2 separate regions of the Homo sapiens genome follow, and region 2 is linked to region 1. Evidence: chromatin loops called from intact Hi-C (ENCODE). Cell type or tissue: B cell. All regions are shown on one strand.

Evidence for each region. A loop is a pair of places that touch in the nucleus more often than their neighbours do. Peaks named below come from ENCODE experiments on the same cell type or tissue, not always from the same donor. Only the 100,000 strongest peaks of a DNase experiment are listed, where the experiment ranks them.
Region 2: it touches region 1 in a loop (7-fold over the local background); 56 of 110 quality-filtered maps call a loop at or near these places.

The regions. Positions count from the first base shown.
Region 1 is chr6:167,141,406-167,143,905 of GRCh38, reverse strand. No RefSeq gene overlaps it. Among named protein-coding and RNA genes, the nearest start is that of GPR31, 15 kb to the left of the region's middle. RefSeq lists enhancers at 1-249, 250-1,178. In B cell, CTCF peaks have their summits at 1,543 (motif pointing right) and 1,548 (motif pointing right); a DNase peak (open chromatin) is centred at 1,545; H3K27ac peaks cover 2,250 bases.
Region 2 is chr6:166,988,242-166,990,741 of GRCh38, reverse strand. No RefSeq gene overlaps it. Among named protein-coding and RNA genes, the nearest start is that of MIR3939, 8.4 kb to the left of the region's middle. In B cell, CTCF peaks have their summits at 751 and 953 (motif pointing right); a DNase peak (open chromatin) is centred at 901.

The DNA of each region.
Region 1 (2,500 bases):
CAAAGGGTTGGGGGAGAGCCAATGCCCTGGGCCCTGGAACTGGCCACAGAAGATGGCAGAGCCCCTGCAACACCACATCTCCTGAGCAAAGCTTCCACCAAGGCTGATGGGCACACGTGAGTGGGGAGGAAGGAGGGCGGGTGGAAGGACCTCAGCCAGAGCCATGGAGAGTCAGGCCTGGGGACAGCTCAGAACGATGGCCCATGCCTCGGATGAGTAAATCATGAAACAAAATTCAATGTAGGTTGACTCAAACCCAACAGAAGTTCATTTCTTGCTCACACAGTAGCACCAGGCACATGGAGGGTCAGTGTATTCAGGTTCTGCTGTTTCCAGCAGCTGTTTCCAAGGTCTCCTGTGCCTGCTCCCTCCGGCCTTCAGGAGAAAGCGAGTGGTTTTGTGCACCAGACCTGGAAATGATGCGTTTCACCTGTGTTCAGGCATCTCCAGCCAGACCTCAGTCCCATGCCCCACAGAGTCCCCAGGGGCTGCACAAGGTGGCTCAGCCATGGACCCAGGAGGCAAGGGTGGTGGGCAGCTGCCCACACCACAGAATAGATGCTCTGTAGCTGGTTAGAGTGAGCGGCGAGCAGAGCAAACAGCTAACGGGAGAGATCTCAGAGCACGAGCTCTCCCCTGGTTGCACCCCCAGCCCCGCCGCCAGCCACGTTGTCTCTATCACATTCCCTGGAGAAAAGTAAGTAAGGAGGCCCAGAAGGCTGAAGGACAGGGCCAGGGGGCTGGTTCTCAGAGGGCACCCCTGGCCACGGCCTCTCATGCATCCGTGTGAGATGGTGTCAAGTCAGGTCTGCAGAGGACTAGAGGGACAGGGGTCCTGAGAAGGCTTTTCCTAAGGAGAGGCTGCCTCCAGGCAGCACCACCTCTCCTGCCCCACCTGGACACCTGGGGGCCCAAAGGCAGCAAGGACCACCATGAAAGCCAGCTCGCCCAGGGTCACACACACTCCTCTGCCATCCTAGTGCACAATCAGATGTGCCGTGATTCACAAAGGTGGAAAAGGGAGGTTGCCTGGAATGTTTATTTACCTTTCTCCTTAATTTTGGACTTGCATAATGAATTCTTGGTGAGTAGAGATTACATCATTTTACATATCTTCTTTTTATTAACTTAATATCCTAAAAGTCATTCTACATTATCTGCCATAAAAATATATAGATGCTGTATTTCCTGATTTATACATATATTTATTCTGCTATGTATATGTTCACATAGCAAAAAAATAAAATAAAATAAAAAGGAAAGAGCCAATCTACTATTGTGAATGTTAAAAGCAACAAGGAGAAAAATGAACAGCAGCAATAGTGCAGTGATATTTTTCTGAAGATTTTACGCCACGGGTGCAAGAAGATAGTATAAGATTGTATTAATTTCACATACTTATTATCCAAAATAAACTGTAGAGTTTCCCCGCTAAGACATACATGTGACATTTGTCCTTTGACACGTTGCAGAATTAGGGCAACAGCCGGGAAGGTGAGCGTCTCCAGGAGCAGGTGCAGGCGCTGGGAGGCGGCTCGCGCACCAGAGGGCAGCAGCGCCCTGTCCAGGGCAGAGGCACCCCTGGAAGGCTCAGGAGCTCGGCTCCTGGTGAAGCCAGGACTTTAGGAATCGCATTTGCTCCCCACTGGCGTGAAGAGAAGTGCTAGCTCATCTATTTACATTCTAGGTTCAGAAAGGGGACCCCAAAATGTTATGTGACATCCAAGAATCCAGTTCATCTTTCAATGTTAGGCAGAAAAATGAAACCTTATTCAAATGTTAACACTAATTCTAAATACAGTATTCTGAACATTTAGATGGACCGGCTGTGGGCACTGTGGTAATTATTAGTGGGCTACAGGAGAAGAGGCCCCTGTGTACAGGGCGCATCCCAGGTGACCCTAGACTTGCTGCACAGGGCCAGCCATATCTCCTGAGTGGCCTTGGCCTAGTGGGCTGCCTCGGCTACCGCTTACCTACAGCTGGGGAGATGCAGACCCTCCCCTCTGGTTAAAGAGAGGAGTCCGGCTGCCTCCCCTCCATGAAAGTGGTTTTCTCAGTATCTCTCCCCCTTCTTACATGGTGTGTTTGTGATTACTGCGTGCACATGGACACACGGCCACCCGCTGAAGAGCATCCCAGACTTTCTTTCACCTGGCTGTAACCATGTGACTAAGTGAAGGCTCCCACCTTGGGAGCAGAAATGATTTCCACAGCTTTCCAGTTGTGTCTTTAAGGCCACCTGCTTCCCGCATCCTGCTTCTTGTTGTCTAGAATGGAAATGGGCTGGAAGGAGGTACAACAGCTCCCTTGTGCTGAGGACAGCCTCGAGGTGAGGAGAACAGCACTCTGCCCATCATTCCTGACTGTCCACCTGGACTCTCAATGAAGAGAGGAATCAGCCAAGAAGTAGAAAATAAATCGTTCCTGCCTTAGCTCTTATATGGATTTACCTAAATAAGGCATCAGGAATATCATGCTATTGGCAAATGCAACACAA
Region 2 (2,500 bases), 150 kb after region 1:
TTACTGAAATTGCTTTCTTATTTCAACAAGGATTTACCAGGTTGTGTGTAGTGGTTAAAAGCATGGACTTTACAGCCACATTACATGGGTTCAAATCCACTTACTAGTTATGTTAACCACAGGAAGTTAGCTAATGTCTCTCTGCCTCAGTTTTCTGTTTGTAAATTAGGATAAAAATCTCCGTAGATGTGAATATGTATAGCTAGATAGTAGATTGTATTCAAAATCCCAATCATAACATAATAAAAATATTAACTATTATTAGTTGTTTTGAATATACAACCTAATTTCATTTTCTCCATGATCTGAGCATGTTGAGTTATTTTTAAACAACTCCATTTTACAGATGAGACAGTGTTCCAATAAGCTAGGTAGTATGCCCACAGACACACAGCTAGCAGCTGAGATGAACCACCCAAGTCTATTTGGTTTTCAGCTCATGTTCTTTTCATGATATTTTGCTTTCTCTCAATATTTATAGAATTTAATTTAATTGACTAGAATTAAACTAAGAGAAAATGATTGAATGAAGAGATGCAGAAGGCAAGAGATAGCAAAGGTCATTCTGGGCTGGGCATGGTGGCTCACACCTGTAATCCCAGCACTTTGGGAGGCCTAGGCGGGTGGATCATCTGAGGTCGGGAGTTCAAGACCACCCTGGCCAACATGGTGAAACACCCCCGTCTGCTAAAAATACAAAAATTAGCTGGGTGTGGTGGCAGGCGCCTGTAATTGCAGCTACTCGGGAAGCTGAGGCAGGAGAATCGCTTGAACTGGGGAGGTGGAAGTTGCAGTGAGCCGAGATGTGCCATTGCACTCCAGCCTGGGCAGTAAGAGCGAAACTCCGTCTCAAAGCAAAAAAAAGAAAAGCTACCTTTACCAAAGACAGTTAAAATGATGGCCACCAAGGGGCAGTGTGCAGCAGGCAGAGAAGGTGGCTTTTTAAATTATTTTTCACTGCCTGCTGAGACAAAGATGTTACACCAGAATATGCCACCCTAACATATGCTTCTTTGGCATAAGGATTATTTTGAGCTGAAGACGATTGAGAAGAAACAAATAAAAGAAAAACTCTGCCTTCCCTTTCTTTGCCTAAAGGCAGGACATGCTAGTTAATGATCAACCCCTGACCTAATCGGTTATGTTACCTATAGATTACAGACATTTTATAGAAAAAGAAAAACACGGTGAAAATCCCTGTCCTGTTCTGTTCCATTGTAATTACCAGTGCATGCAGCCCCCAATCACATACCCACTGCTTGCTCAATCGATCATGACACTCTCATGTGGACCCCCTTAGAGTTGTAAGCCCTTAAGAGGGAAAGGAATTGCTCACTTGGGGAGCTCGGTTTTTGGAGACGTGAGTCTGCTGATGCTCCCAGCTGAATAAAGCCCTTCCTTCTACAACTCGGTGTCTGAGGGGTTTTGTCTGTGGCTACAAACCTGTCTTTGGCCAGTCTAATTTACAGGACCTCAGCCAGAGAACTAAGATGGGTAGAGGCAATACAGGAGATAGAAATAATTTAGGTAGGTAGATAGGGTGAAAGAGTCCCTGACAAAAGCTTTTCTTCTGACAAAAAACAGCTCAGAAATTACTTCCATTCTAACCACAGGCAGTCCAAATAAATCACTTCTCTTTTAACAAAGAGCAGCCTGGAAGATTGGACTGTATAATGTAGATAAGCATCTCCGGCACAGAGGGAGAGTTTCTTGGGTAGTCACCAAACTTACATAAATGGGTCCCAGTAAAAACAGTAGGCTTTAATGAGCACATTCCTTTCCCCTTTTTTGGACAGGGACACACTAAGGTTAGCTAGAAGCTTGCATGGTGGGGTGGGGGAAATGCCTGCAGCTGCAAGGAGGTACCCAGGACAAGGCATGGAAACTCCCCCTATTCTTGTTAGCACATGCAAGGTGGAAGGAGAAAGGCAGTGTGGAGTCGCCCAAGCTAAGAGCCTGCCTGCATGATAAAAGAATGGGGTAGGGGCTGCCAGAGATTCCACTCTATACAGATGACACACCTGGTCCTAACCAGGTTTTCATGCCCTATGTAGATAAGATACCCGCTCCCTACTAGCTCGTTGATAAAAACCCTCCATTTTACTGCAGCACGGCAACCCGTCTGGGACCTCTCTCTGTGAGAGAGAGCTGTCCTTTTCCTTTTGCCTATTACACTTCTCTAACTTCACCCTTTGTGTGTCTGCATTCTTCATTTCTGTGGCCATGAGACAAAAAACCTCAGCTGATATCCCAGACAACAAGGCTGCTTTAGAGGGAAAACGGATAGCTAATATTATCAGTTAATTGGCTATGTTAATTGATACCTTCAAATTAGGTGTTTTAAAATAAATGCTGAGAACAATATGAAAGTGTTTTTCTTTTACTAATTCTCTGAGGATTTTGTTATTTATTTAGCTTTACAATGCCTAGCCCCCTTTATAAATGTAATTATTGTGTTGCTAAGTGCATGTATACAAAAAATTCATTGGTTCAAAAGCCA